Linked DNA regions of Homo sapiens: region 2 is linked to region 1. A link is a loop called in an ENCODE intact Hi-C map of the cell type or tissue named here. Cell type or tissue: endothelial cell of umbilical vein. All regions are shown on one strand. Links, peaks and the distances in the headings refer to the core of each region. The heading gives the core; the rest is flanking DNA.

Region 1 (7,864 bases), core at 1,925-5,924:
ATTTCACAATTCAGCCCATATCAAGGGTTTTAGCGTATGAGACAGAAAAGCCCACAATGGCACGTGGAAGGAGTAACACCTAGATGTTTCATTTTTCTATCACTTTTTAACATTCTTGTCTAATGATGAGAATAAATCATTATTATTTTAGAAACACACATATATCTTGCAAAGATATAATAGGAAATTTAAAAATACATATATATCACGACACTAGAAATGCCTGGTAAAATAAAGATAGACATTACGATTCTATAATTTTTCAAATTACAATGAGACCAGAGTAAAAAGAAGCAGACTCTATGTGACATTTCATCTTAACAAGGAAAAAAGATGAGAGGAGATAACAACATTTAGAAACAGAAAGATTATTTAAGATTAGAAGAAATTCCAATTACTTTTCTGAAATTAATAGGAAAAATTATAATCAATGAGTTCTTAAAATTGTGTGAAGATATTCAAAGGTTCAGTGGAAGAGGATTAGCATTTATACCCTGAGAAAATCTCACAGTCCCCTATAATTTGATAGTGACAGTTAGTGGTTTGATACCAACCTGAGATCATTTGCTTTTAGACTTAAGAGTATATTTACTATCAGTGAAGATCCAAACATACTCTAGAAAATGTTGAGAGCAGATAAAAGTTTTTGAATGGTTTCAAGGTCAAATGTTTCTGGAAATTATTATATTACATTGAGAATACATTTTAACTGTGTGTACAATTTAAATATATTAAAATTAGCAGGCTGGGGTGGGGGTGGCTCACACCTGTAATCCCAGCATTTTGGGAGGCCGAGGCGGGCAGATCATGAGGTCAAGAGATCAAGACCATCCTGGCCAAGATGGTGAAACCCCATCTCTACTAAAAATACAGAAATTAGCTGGGCACGGTGGTGCAGGGCTGTAGTCCCAGCTACTCGGGAGGCTGAGGCAGGAGAATTGCTTGAACCCGGGAGGCAGAGGTTGCAGTGAGCCGAGATCGCGTCACTGCACTCTGGCCGGCAACAGAGCACGACTCCATCCCCCGCCCACAAAAAAAAAAAGAAATTGGCTCCATTATGTAGAACATTTCTGTACCTATAATGTGATGCTATTGTGAATTTTCAAGAAAGGGTATATAGCATGCAGCCTTATCCAAATTTAACCACTAGGAATCAGATTTTCAGGTGGGTTTCTTTAGTCTAGTGGTCCTCAAATGGTTCCAGAAACTCTGAAATATAATTTTGATTTTTTTTTTTCTGGAGACAGTGTAATCCGACCATATTTAAAAACAACGTTCTACTCCCAAATTGCTTAAATTGTCTTTAGAGAAACAGGTCATGTATAATAGACAAAAATCTAAGTTTGCCATTTCCTGACAAACTTGCATGCATAGTTTGCCATTTCACTTGGAAGAAGGAAAGGCCATTTTTGGAGGGAATGTATGGGAGATACGTGGAATAAATGGGAACTTCGCTGAGGCCTGAAGATGGGGGCACGTGACACACGAGAGGACACTGGCACTGGTAAGAGAAGAACAGGATTCGTGAAGCATGGAGAATACCTTAAATAAGAATCAGTCTCCTTGAGTCTGATTTTATTTTTTCTCTGACCACTCTTAGCGGAGAAACAGTGCTGAAACATGACCCAGAGCATGGGATTTCAAATCAGACCAATGGAGCTTCGCTTTTCACTTCTCCATTTCAAACCTTTGTGAACGTCGCTTAGCTATAGCGCTGCACCTCACCTGCAGATGGGGGTAATGATAGCAGCCAGTTCATTGAGTTATTGGAAGATTAATTAATGCCCTTAAAGCACCTTCCTAGCATTGGCTCCACCTAAAGTAAGTGATTAATGTATATTGAAATATTATTAATACTGTAACTCCTTACCTTGTAATCAGTGCATCTGTTTTGAGCTAAAATCACAGTGACTTCTTTAGCTAAAATGAATTATTTTGCTGAATATACAATTCAGATAGCACAATTAAGCATTTTTCACTTAAGTATTTTGTGTTTAACGGTTTCCTTTGTGTACATACATATAATATATAAACTATATAAATAATTATTTGTGTTTAGTTTGTTGATATTTAGTATCTAGAGAGAGCCTTGCGTTGTCCAGGCATTCCCTCCTGGTTTCAAATCCCCTTCTTCCCCGCCAGCGTTTCCTCTTAAGGATGTGAAGAGGTGTCCTAATTACAAGTCAGGGCGCATACCTCGGTGCGCCCCCTTCTTCCTGTGCTGTTTGTCTTCAGTGCCTCACACCAGTGCCTTGGACCCATTTGACTTCCTTCATCTCTGCTGACATTTTTCTTTCTGTCTCATATCAGGAGGTGCACTGTGAAAAACCTCCCCTTTGAGGAAGCTTCAAAAGTTACGTTTCTGTTCTAGCACAGCTCTTTTTTCTAGTTACATCTCTTACAAGTATAACCTGTCTTTAATCACTGCATGACCTTGACAAGATTTAGAATCACAGAACCTCATCACTCACATGGACCCATGGGAATACCCAGTTGAACCCAATACAGAAAATTTCTTTCAATCACCCCTGAAAAATGGCTGTGCAACCTTTGAGTGTATTTCTGCAGTGACAGAGTGCTCCATAACTCAGGAGGCAGCAAATCCCATTGTTGACTAGCCTTAAGAGCATCCTATATTTAGTCAATGTATGCCTCCCTACAACTTTAACCTGGGTAGTAACTCAGGGCTGCGTGACTGAAAGACGTACTGTGGAATACGAATACTCTTTCCAGCTCTCCAGAGAGATGGTAAATGAAATGCAGTTTTCATCTCTCAGTATTCTCCTGTACTTAACCATGGCAGTTTCTGATTAGTCATTGTCACTGTTGGAAGTGGCTTGAATTGGGCATTCTGCATCTCACCAGATGTATAGAGGGTTGTGGTGCACTCCAAAGCCTATTTTCCATCCATCAAGCTCTGTTTGCTCAGGCTTCGTCAGTTTCTATTATTAATCACTTATTTCATCTATTTTCCAATTGCTTTACAGAGTTGCCTCATTTTTAGCTAGTGGCTAAAGTTACTCAGCAGGTCTGTAGTTTCTTCACTTATAAAAGTGAGATAATAGGTCTGAATCCAACTTTGTACAGCAGAGGACATTATTCAAGTCTTAAAGTGCTTAATGTGTCCACATATTCATCAAGATATTCAAAATTATATTATCACATGCATGATTGTTTAAATTAATAAATAAAAGTTTAATATTTTTATAAAAGTAAAATGTTGGAAATTACACTCAATTATAGTAGTTGTTAATGTCTTATAAATATTGTTGATATTATTTTCATTGTTGTTAGTGTTTTATAAATATTAATCATGTAACATCCTTTCAGGAAGGAGCCATTCATATTACCCTTTGACGGATGAGGAAAATTGATATATGGCAAGAAAAGTGGCAGAGCTGATGTTTGAAACTCAAATTTCAGGTTCTAAAATCTTTGTATGCTTAACCTTTAGGCTGGATTACTTACTGAGTTAACACAATAATACCCATGTGATGAATACATGACACATGCTCTTTGGCATCAGGAAGAGGAAAGTTGGGAGTTTATAGATAAGAACAATTGGGTGTCACGGAAGTTAGTTGATGCATGTAGAATACAGAGATTGTGAGGTCCTTCTCAGAAATCTTTGCCTGTTGTCTTTTCTGCAGGATAGCCAGGCGTGCTGAACACTTGAGTTTTCAGTTAATGAGAGTCCCCATAGGTGTCCCTTTCCTTCCATGTTCCTTGGAACTGAAAATCTCTAAAGTTCACTTGAAAGAGGTTTTAACAAAAGCTTAATACAAGGCTTTGGATATTGAAGTAACAATGACCAACTTCAACAAATGCTTGGAAAAGGAAGTTTATCCAAACCTTTCAGGCTTTGGATAGAACTTTTGAAATCAAAGACAAATAGTGAAGTTCTCATGTTTAAGACATTCTTCAATGTTTAGGATACCTCAAAATTCACTTACTTCTCCAAAGGTTATAATCACAGAAAGTCATTTTCAAAAGAAATTAGGTACTACTTGTCACTGCAGTTCTTAAGAGCAGGAAATGGTATTTGCAGGTTTTGACATTGTGATAAATGTTTGTAATTGGGTTAATATTACTGTTTCGTACCAGAGAACTAACTACACTTTTCACCGCTGCTGAAGGGATGGCTTGGTTGGTAACGATCTGGACTATTTTGCTGAACATTTTCATTGTGCACACTTAGCATGCAGGGAATCTGAAACCAAGAAAGAAAATCAGTGCAACCTGGAATGCAAGATCGAATTTTACATTTTTTTTTTTTTACAATTAATTGACTTTATTTTCAGTTCAAAGTGTTCTATAACTTCAGTTGCTGATGGTTCAATTCACATTTGAAGCAAGTCTGAAAGTTAACTTAGAATGGTATTCCTAAATGTTTTCTAGTCACGATTTCCTAGAAACCCATTGTCCATCAGTAGTGCCTAAACTTTGCCAATCTACTTTTATTCAAAAAGGAGGCAGGGGGAAGGCTGGAAAAATAAACCAGGTTTGAAATAACATTTTACAAAGGTTTAAAACCTTTGTAAGCAGCAATTCAGACATTTAGTTTATTTTAATGTCATGCTTTTATTAGAAACTAGGAAGTGGGTTTTTTTTTACTTCATTGTTAAATTTGAAACAAGTGCATACTCAGTCCTTCTAAATGCAATTAGGTAAATAGAAGGCTCTTTTCCCACTAACTTACGCTATCACTGGAGATGTGTTATTTTTAGTATTGATTGTTTGGTTGGTTTGTTTGCCTTTAGAGACAGAATCTCCCTTTGGTACCCAGGCTGGCCTCGAATTCCTAAGCTCAAACAATCCTCCTGCCTCAGCCTCCTAGAAGATAGGACTATAAGCATCACTTGGATTGGTACATCCCCATCTTTGGAGGAAGTCTGCGATGAAGCCTTGTGTAAGTCAGTCACAGTGTTAAACTGAACCCAGGAGATTTCACAGGTAAGAAAACTGACTCATAAAAATCCAATAAATCATCTTAAATACAAAGTTCAAATTTAATATATTCCCTTTAAAAGTTAGTATTTTGGAGATAAATGTTTTACCAAACATGTTAGTAATAACTTATGCTTGTTAATTTTAAGTCAACATTGAGAGATGGTTTTATTACAATAATTTTTAACGATGTCTAAGACTGAATAAGAGTATCTGATGATAACCTAACCCGAGTAAACTTAAAAAAGCAGTAGTATTTCCCAATTAATAGCACAATGAACTGTGGCTTAACAATTTTCATATACTAGATATACTTTTCCCACATCATGACATATGAATTGTAAAGATGAAATTGCTAGCACTCTTCTCTGTTGAAGAGGAATTTTGGAACATGCAAATGCAGATGGTACTGGATAACCTCCAGTCTGTGCCTCCATCTTGCTATATAAACTCTTCTAAAATTAGTGGAATTCTCATAAGAAAAAAAAGGCAAGTCCAAAGTGAAGTCATGTTACTTGCTTGCCTGATACTTCAGGATGTGCAAAATTGAAACAATATGTGGTGTTCATAGCTAGTGTCAATATGTCTACCACATAAGAGATGCCTATTTAATTTTAGACACTGTTCAAGCGGATTTAAGGGCTTTATGATGAAAGCTGTTATGTGCCACCCAGTTCTCCCCTCAGCTTCTGGGTGTGTTACCAGATGACTGTCCTCAGGTACAGTCTGTTTTTGGGAATGCACAATTCCAAGCTCACAATTTCTTTCACAAGCAGCCTACATTCAGTGTCTGATCAACACGTGAGATCAAGAACCAGATGCTTCACCTACTCCAGACCACTCACCTGTGGCTCACTCAGCACTCCCCATGGGTGTGTCCTGGGTCATTTTCCACTGCACCACAATGCACTATCTCCCCATGCCAAAGCCTCCTGTCTCTCACAAGGCAGTGATCCCAATCATGCTTCCTCATAAGCATACTGCACACTAATTTTAATCTCAGATTTTGCTACCTGAAGGACCTAACCCATGACACTTGGTGCCAAGAACGGTCCAAATAAAGGAGAGGCTAAAATGGAATTCTGGAGTTGGACCAGCTGCCAACCAGCTGGCGATAAAAACTCCACTGGTGGCAGGTGGAGCACAGAGAGGCCCTGGCAGGAGCTAACAGCACAATTACTAAAACATTCACTGGCTGTGGATCAATGTTATACCACTGGCAAAAACTGCATTAGCTGGTACAACCTGGTGTTGAAGAGAGATGTAGTAAACAGTAACCATAGGGCAGTGGGATTGAGTGCCTATTGCTAAGCTTGAGAGTGATTGATTGATTGATAATTAAAAACTAAATGTGGAGACCAGAAGGCCTCACTGATTGCATATAAAGAGACTCTACTCTCTTAAAACTGGAAGGCAGAGAAAGCTGAGGACCAGACCTAGAGCTTAGTGGGAAAAGTAGCTGCGCTTCAAAGAAGAAAAATCCTCACCACGGCAGCTATGCCATGCCAAGTGCAGGAGCCTTGTTGGGAAACAATGACCCTGACATGTAGAATGAGCCTATCTGGGTTGATGCTCTAAATATTTTGAATCCCCAGGTTTTCCTTAATCCTCTGACTTTGCAAAAGTGGCATGCTCCTTCTTAGGAAAAGAGTGCTTCCTAGTGGGGCCAGGAACTCTCCATTGCTTGATAGAGAAGTCTTTGTTTTGAAAGACACCATGAACATATCACAGGTCCCTACTTCTTCTCCTGGCAGCCAGGAGGGTTAATTTACAACAAAACCAAGCTGTTTGTATCAAATAACAGCAGCTGTCATCTGGTAACATGATTGAATGGTCTGTTTAAAGGCACAGTTCATGCTCCAGCAAGGAGACAATGTTTTACCAGAATGGGGCACTATCTTTGAGAATGTAGCATGTCCTTTAAATCAGTGGCAGCTATATGGCACTGCTCCCTGAACAAGTAGAATGCATGGATCCAACAAACAAGAGATCAAAATAAAAGTCTCCCTACTCACCATCACTTCAAGTGATTTATTTGGGGACTTATGCATTTTATCTTTGCAGCTCTGTATTCCGTAGACTTAGAGCTTTTTGTTACCAAAGCGGGTTTGCCTCTACCAGGGAGACCTTAAGAGTCCCCTTGACCTAAAAGCTAAAGTCATGGTCTAAGCATTTCAGACTTTTCGTGCCAGAGAACCAGTAGGCAAAAAGAGTCAGTAATATGATGGGGTGTAGTTGATCTTGACTCTCAGGAGGAGACAGCTACTGGAGGGCAGGTAGGAGTACACCCGACACCTAGGTGGTTTACTTTGGCTTCTCTTGGCAAGTCCTTATCTAACTGAAGAATACATGGTGACCAGGGGCTTGGATGCCTAGGGGAATAGGGGTTAAAATCTAGATCACATCACCAGATGAACCACCAAGATAAACAGAGATGCTGGTGGAAGGTGAAGGTAGTCTAGATTGGATATTAGAGGAGGAAGACCCTGAGGATCCAGTGCAGCCTTGACACCAAATACAGAGGCAGGGCCTGGAGCTCTTTCCAGTGACCTTCCTCTGATAAATGACCAAGAGAAAGAAAGGCTTGCAGAATTCTTGGGAGTGTGCTCCCAGGTCTTACACAAAGAAGTGAGTAAGAAGGTGCACATTGTCCACTGTGATGGGGACTATGGTCCATCAGACAGATCCCTCTGCAGGACTTCCTCATCCAGGTTCAGGGAGTGCTAGCAAAAGGCAGCCTTCAGCTGTAAGCCCTCCACAGAAAGAAATGGACTCTGCTGAAGATAACAGCCTCACTCAAGCTCATTTCTTCTTCCAAAGACAGCCAGGAGTCAACAACTGATGATCACAGGGATATGAAAGCCCTGTCTTATCACCTCAACTTGAGGAATTCTGAAATTCCATCCCCAGCTCCAGA
Region 2 (7,864 bases), core at 1,216-5,215, 110 kb before region 1:
ATGGAGTTTCACCATGTTGGCTAGGCTGGTCTTGAACTCCTGATCTCAGGTGACCCACCTGCCTGGGCCTCCCAAATTGCTGGGATTACAGGCCTAAGCCACTGCACCCAGCCTCCAAGTCAATTTTTTAAAAACATGATATGTGTATTCATTTATGGCACTTGCATAATAAAAGCCTGATTGATTGTGTTTATTTCAAAATATCCCAAGTAAGTCCCAGTGAGAAACTGAACAGAAATGATAGTGGTGATTCCATGGGCAACAACAGACATAATTTATGGAGAAAATACAATACAAATGCCTACATTTCTCATATTACATTACCTTGATAAATTACTTATCAAAGATTAAGAGAAAATACCTGTGCCTATTGATAAATACATGCTTACCAAGAGAAAATGTCAAGACTAAGATTGTCTAAAATGACAAATGCTTAAAATACTGACATCCGCTGCTATATTGGTGGCATGAGAAACTGTAGAAAGATGTTTGAAATCCCCTAGAGGTGCGCTAAAGATAGATGATGAAATCATTGGTGGAGAAGGAAAATGTGTGGGTCAACTGCAGCACCCTGGAGAGCGCCTCTGCCATACAGCTCACTTCTTCATGCCAGCTGGATCCTGGGGCAGAGGATTTCTTCTGGGGATGGGTCTCTAATATGAGGGTGGGAAGTGATCTTTAGTTGCCAACACCCAAACTATAAGGCATTTGATTTAATCTTTGCATTTTTAAGTTAGACTTTCTCTCTCTCTCTCTCTTTCTCTCTCTCTCGTGTGTGTGTGTGTGTAAGTTAAACCCTATGTAGGTGTATGTGTATGTGTGTGTATGTACACACACAGCATTCCAATTGCCTAATAAAGCATACCTGATATTCTGTGCCTACTAAAATTCTGATTGCTTCCTGACCATCACACAGCTCATCTCCTTCCCATTAATTTTATGCAGATGTTGCACTTGGTTGCAGTTTATTCTACACTTCACTTTTAAGATGGCCATGGTGTCAGAATAATCAATTTGTGGCCTTCATTTCATGAATTGGACCAAAGTGAATGAGATATTTGTTTTCTTGTTTTGCTTTGTATTTTCAAAGCAAGGAGCAACAGGCAACAATAAGAAACAAACAATGCCTGTCAGCTTTCCATCTCCAGCTTTATGTCTCTGTTGTAACTGGGGTATCATTTCTGCCCTAGAATACTGTTAGTACTGCCATTAAAATAGAAACTTTTCCATGCAAAACTGGTCTAAGGTTTTTGGCGTTACCCATGTAGATCTTTGTGATGAGTGAAATTTCCATTCAAGTCTTTATAGTTGCTTTAATAGTCCTGATCTACTTTTTTTTGAAGATTTGTTTTTGAGAATATGTGAACAATTTTATCGGTATTTTCTTAAAGAGACTCATTTAATGCTTTTTATAAATTACTAAAATTATTAATGGAGTTGTGTTAGGCATTTTAAATGCTAATAATTCCAGACTTAAATATTAGATTGCCATTAGACAATTAAATATTATTTGAAGTAACCAATATTATAATTAAAACGGGATTAACACCTTAAATAATATGAACTTTATTTGGTTGCAAAAGGTAGGAAACAATATAAGAAGGAAAAAAATAGGATGTTAGGACAGAAAGTGACTAAGCAGAGATGGGGAGGACTGATTTATGCTGGGTGATGAAGGGATGTCTCTGTGTGGAGAGCCAGGTGTGCAAAGAAATGGGACAGAGTTTCCAGCCACAGAGAACTCCCAGTAGTCGTGAAGTCAAAATGAGCTTGTGAAGTGCATGCACAGAAAGAAGCTTAGTAAATGAGGGAGACAGTGGGAAGAGCCAAGACCTCCAAATTACACAGGCACCAGTTCATGTGCAGGCTTTTATTCCATTGCAAAGAGCGTGGATTTTATGTCAAATACAATGGAAAGGATGACAAGCTATGTTTTCTATTTTAAGATCACACTGGCTGCTGTGTGATTTTATTATAAGAACAAAATAATAGAAGTGAGAATACAAATGACAATACTATGCAGTAGCACAAGGAAGAGGTGGCTATGGGTGGAGCAAGGAGGTAGAGGGAGAGAAGTGGGCATAATAGGAGTGCAGACAGGTAAGATGGAACTGGCTGATGGATTTGACATTGGAGGTACACACAGTAAGAATTAAAGATAGTGTTTATGATTTTGGCATGAGCATTCGGAGTGATAAATGGCTTGTCGTACCATTTGCAGTTCTGTTTGGACAAGACTGGAAGAGGAAAAGATTGTGGAGGGGCAGAGGAATTTAGAGTTCTACTCCAGCCACATCAAACCTGAAATGCCACTCAGGCATCTAGGTGGAGATGTTTAGAGAAGTCATGGGTGGAGGTAGCAATTGGTTAACCTACATATTACTAATAAAAATGTAAGAACAAATGCAACTGCTGAAAACTTGAATGTACATTCCTGAAATTGTTTTGAATCAAAGAGGAAATTCAAGCCCAATTACTAAGCTTTTGGACAATAATATAGACACTGTGTGTGAAAACTTTACAAAACATATTGTAGCTTTTCTGAGTAGCAAATTTTTATGCTTACTTTCAAAATTGCAAAGATTAAAGAAAAACACAGAAAATGAGTAGTCTTAATAGCATAAGACAAATTCTAGAAGAGTAGAAAGAAGAAATGCATGAATAATACCTCTCTACTGGTCTGCAACTGTGTCTTTATCTAGAACCTCAGCAGCAAAAAATATGTTAAATATGTTATTTGAGTGTAATTCTTTCATGCCAGGAAAAGATCTCTGGAAAGGCCAGCACTCTCAACTGATTCAGATCCATCAAAAGAATTCTAGTACAAAATGTCAGCTGGCAAACAGCCTTTATAAAACCTCTTCCAATTTCCAAATAAAACAGGCCAATCAAGAGAAAATTTTGGAAAATAAAACTCTAAAAAATAAACTTGCCAGTTATTCTAATGGCAGAATATTGGCCCCGTCTTCACTCTTCAGCAGATGGAACAAAATGGATGAAAAGCTGCCCTACTTATGCCCTAATACGGCTGGGCTTCACCTCATAAAGCTGAGGCCAATACACAGAACAACAATTTCTGTATCTCTGAGACACTGATGTGAGAGTTGTGCATTCTCACCACCTCCTCCAGCCTCCTCTCCACCATCATTTTCTTTCCACAATTTAGGATACTTCTAGCTCTTCAGGAGATCCCAATAGAAAAGTCAGAGAACAAATTTCTATTTTCATTTTTTTTTGAGGCAGAGTCTCATTCTGTTGCCCAGGCTGGAGGGCAGTGGCACGATCTCTGCTCACTGCAACCTCCATCTCCAGGGTTCAAGCAATTCTAACGCCTCAGCCTCCCAAGTAGCTGGGATTACAGGCACCCGCCACCACACCCAGCTAATTTTGTATTTTTAGTAAAGATGGGGTTTCACCATGTTGGCCAGGCTGGTCTCAAACTGCTGACCTCAAGTGATCCCCCCACCTTGGCCTCCCAAAGTGCTGGGATTACAGGCATGAGCCACTGCGCCCAGCCCAAATTTCTATTTCATATTAGATCATCTTATGCTTCCCATCACCTCCACCTCCCAAACTCTGAATCTTTTCTTTTGTACTGTTCATATTACTAAGCATAACGATATTTGATTTTGCAGATTGATTCTAAAAATAAACAATTGGTACATAATTATCACTACTTAATATGGTTTAATACACAAATTGCATACTATGATTATGCTTTCCTTTCTCTAGGCCTAAAGTCATGACCCCCATGACTTTCAGATGAGACTACTCTGGATGCAAATGTGAACGGCTTCCTGTACTGCACTCTGCCATTCCTCATAACCTCTGGGCTGATTAAAGTTCAATTAGTTGGAACATTTTATTTCTCTCATTCCCAAGAGTCTTTCTGGACTCCTCTATAAGTGTGCTCTAATTAGAATTAATAGATGAGTTGCAAATTTGTTTATCCTGTCTTTGCATTTATTTTCTATTTTCAGAGATGATTTTAGTCTTTTAGGTTTGAAACTTTTCCCCAGTATGTAAAGGCCTTCTTCAATCAACCTCTGGTGAACTGAGTGCTAAAGAGAAGCCTGTTTATTCAAATACTCTTTATTCCTTCTTAGGATATTTTATTTACATTCTAAAAGCTTTTAGGATGTATTAAAGTTTCATACTGATGGATTTAGTTGTGGATCTTCGTTTCACTAAATGTGCTGGGCATTCACTGTACCCATGCAATCTGCTGCCTGTTGACCTTGGCAGCACTGATATTCCCTTTTGGACTCTTCCTCTATTCTCTTATATGTGTAAATGTTTCTAAATATTTAAATCTTTACCTCATTATTTTGTTTTTTTGAGATAATAATCTTCAACATTATTTTAAAGGTATTCTATTGAATTAAATTGATTTGTTTTATATATATACATACACACATTGATGTGTTTGTGTACTCGTATAAATATATAGATGTCTGCCTACAAGGTTGTCAATGAGTGGTTTGTAAGATTGATTTGGCCTAGTTTCACTGTGTTGTTGCTTAATTCTCCTCTGTACCCTGAATCTGCATCATTATTTTGTTCTAAGCCTATTTTCTCCTCATTGTTTTTAACTCATCTTTCTCTTTCCAGTTGCCAGCTCTCCTCGAATGTGTTGGTCACCATTCACATTTAATACATAACGACTGTGCCCAAATGCCACACTAAGAGACCTGACCAAACTATAGCATGACTTCTAGCAGCTTCGGGTCACGTCCTCAGGATGACCCTATCTGCCTTTCAATGCCCAATTGAGAAACCTCAACATTGCCAGAAGAATTTACTGTTGGTTTTAGCCAAAACCCAGTGATGGCCAGATAAACCCCTGGACCACCTCTCAGAGCAGTTAGTTTAGAAAGCTTACAGTTCTAAATCCTTTCTCTACCCCTTGGAGATATAAATCTTCTACTGCCCAGAACTGTCTCCTCAAGGACCTGGGAGCCACCTCTTTGAAATGCAAACACTCAAAAAGTAGCTCTCACTCTCTCTCCCAGTCCCTGAGGGAGGGGAAGGGCCTAATCTCAGAGGTCACCTTGTTCCAACTTGCATCACTACCTCCTGTCATGAAGGTATGAGATGTTTGTTTCTCCTCTATAAAGCACCAATTAGCAAACTATATTAGTCCGTTCTCATACTGCTACAAAGAACTATGTGAAACTGAGTAATTATGATGAAAAGAGGTTTAATTGACTCATAGTTCCACATGGCTGGGGAGGTCTCAGGAAACTTAAAATCATGACGGAGGGCAAAAGGGAATGAAGGCAGCAGGAGAGAGAGAGCAAGAGGGGAGGTGCCATACTTTTAAACCATCAGCTCTCATGAGAACTCACTCACTATCATGAGAACAGCATGGGGGAAATCTGCCCCCATGATCCAATCACCTCCCACCAAGTCCCTCCCCTGACATATGGGGATTACAATTCCAGATGAGATTTGGGTGGGGACACTGAGCCAAACCATATCACAAACCCAGATTGGCTAGTCTCAGGGATCAAGTCCATCATAATGCCCTTCATTGCCTTTTTTGTTTTTTTGTTTGTTTGTTTGTCTTGTATATCATAGCATTTAAAAACTCTCTTGCCTTTTGTTTTGGCAGAATTCACCTCAGGCTACAGTGGGTTTTTTTGGGGTTGTGTCTTTGTTTTGTTCTTTTGCTTTTTTCTTAGAAAAGGTCTCACTATGTTTCTAGGCTGGTCTCAAACTGCCAGGCCCAAGTGATGCTTCCACCTCAGCCTCTCTAGTCACTGAGATTACAGGCATACAGTGGGCTTTAACCTCTATTGCAGTAGTTATCACTAAATAAAATCTGTTTTTATCACCTTTAACTAGTGTCTGGCTTTTAAAAAAAACTCGTTGAGAGTGACAATCTTTGATTTAGGGTACCAGTGCCTCAATATCTTTCCTAGGACTGGCCCCCAAAGAGTTGATTTGTTTCCTTTAGAGAAACATCTTTCAATGTGTTGCCTATGCAGTAAATCATAAGCTTGCAATCCACTCTGCTTTGAGTAGGCTGGAGCCAGGGCCAGGGTTGATGCCAGTGTGTAATACTGAGTTGCTATGAACTCGCTTTTTATAGTCCTGCCTCATTCTTATACACATTTATAACAACCTCTCTAAGCCTCAATCCTCCGTCTCTGCAAGCCACCTTCTCTCCTTCTCATCTGCAGCAGGCACTCTGTTATGCATCTATTCTCACCTAAGCTTCCTCTGTCCTGCTTCACTAATTACCATTCCTTCCTCTGCTTTCTGCCTTTTATCCACAGCAAGACCTATACAAATATATTTGTTGTTCTCATGGATTTATAACATTTGAATTGCATTACTACTCTTTTTAAAGAGAAGATGTAAATATAAATAAGTGATTTTTTATTGAACTAAAAAGTACTATGTCTACTTCCTTAGCTTATAACATATTGAAAGACTCTTCTAGAAAAATACAAACTACCAAATATTTGCCAAGAACTATGAAAAATGAGACATCATTAAGTACAGAAGATGCAAATCACAAATGTTCACAAATTGTCTTTAAAAACATTGATAATACAGATTTGTAAAAAGAGTAATTCTGATTTATAGGAACCCGATAATTTCAAGGAATATAAATTGACCTAGAGAATAAAATAAATGTGGATATTTTTCTAATGTGTTGTGACGAAGTTAATGTGCAAGATTATCTTAGTGAGATGTTAATTTTTCTTTCACCTATACATTTGAGTACTGTTCTTTCAATCTAGTAAAGTAGTTAGACCTTTTTTGTTTCCTTGTTTCAAAGATACGTCTAGGGCTGAAGGCCAAATTGACAACTCCTGGGCTCTCTTGTAAAAGTCTAAATTAATTTCAGTAATTATACTAAAGAGGAATAGTTTAAAAGACAGTAAGAGAAGGGGTGAAGAAGACAGAGAAAGAGAGGGAAAATTTCATGTTCTAGAACCAGGCTTGAGATTGGTGGGTTCTGTGAATTCAGACCCTGTGTGCCACCCTCTGGAAGAATATAAGGATGCCATTTTAGAAAAATAAAGCTGATAAATATTAATATGAGAGCTTGTTCTTTGAAAATTAAAATAAAATACACTCTGAGGGAAACTAGTGAGAAAAATATTTTTTAAGTACAAATAAGCAAAATACTCCAAATAAGACACATTGACACTTTGAAAATGGAAATATATTTTCAAAAATAATTCAAAAGCTGGTTTAATAGGTCAGTTTTCTAGCAAAGTGAAAATGGTCAAAAGCTACTGCTGAAGTATCAAAATTAATAATAAAAGCAATAATTTAATCAAAGAAAAAATATGCAAAAGATCCACATTTCACAGATGAATTAGAGCCACATGGCCGTAATCTTTCTTTTTTCTGAGATGAAATCTTGCTCTTTTCCCCCAGGCTGGAGTGCAATGGTGCAATCTCGGCTCACTGCAACCTCCGCCTCCTGGGTTCAAGCTATTCTCCTGCCTCAGCCTCCCGAGTAGCTGGGATTACAGGTGCCTGCCACCACACCCTGATAATTTTTGTATTTTTAGTAGAGACGGAGTTTCACCATGTTGGCCAGGCTGGTCTCAAACTCCTTACCTCAGGAGATCCGCCCACCTCGGCCTCCCAAAGTGCTGGGATTACAGGTGTGAGCCACAGCTCCTGGCCGGCCTTAATCTTTCTAAACTGCTCTAGAGTGTGCAGAGATAGCTTCCACATTTTTGCTCCAAGTTGTTTTCATGAAAGAGGCATGATTTTGATATGAAAAGCAAAATACGTAAGTGTTCAAATTCATAAAAACTGTAGTAAAATCTTAATTATGACCATTGATTAAAAATTCCAAATAAAATGTTGGTAGACATAAACAAGCAGCATACTG

What was found. Hi-C counts contacts between places; a loop is a spot of excess contacts. Peaks named below come from ENCODE experiments on the same cell type or tissue, not always from the same donor. Only the 100,000 strongest peaks of a DNase experiment are listed, where the experiment ranks them.
Region 2: it touches region 1 in a loop (2.9-fold over the local background); 1 of 110 quality-filtered maps calls a loop at or near these places.

What each region holds. Positions count from the first base shown.
Region 1 is chr7:52,460,031-52,467,894 of GRCh38, forward strand. No RefSeq gene overlaps it. Among named protein-coding and RNA genes, the nearest start is that of POM121L12, 570 kb to the right of the region's middle. In endothelial cell of umbilical vein, for the core only: no CTCF peak of the experiment used is centred there; a DNase peak (open chromatin) is centred at 3,561; H3K27ac peaks cover 1,163 bases.
Region 2 is chr7:52,354,695-52,362,558 of GRCh38, forward strand. All of the region lies in intron 1 of LOC124901810 (a long non-coding RNA gene), which reads left to right. LOC107986796 (a long non-coding RNA gene) reads left to right here. Exons shown (of 3, transcript XR_001745210.2): 3 at 3,733-4,355. Among named protein-coding and RNA genes, the nearest start is that of POM121L12, 680 kb to the right of the region's middle. In endothelial cell of umbilical vein, for the core only: no CTCF peak of the experiment used is centred there; no DNase peak of the experiment used is centred there.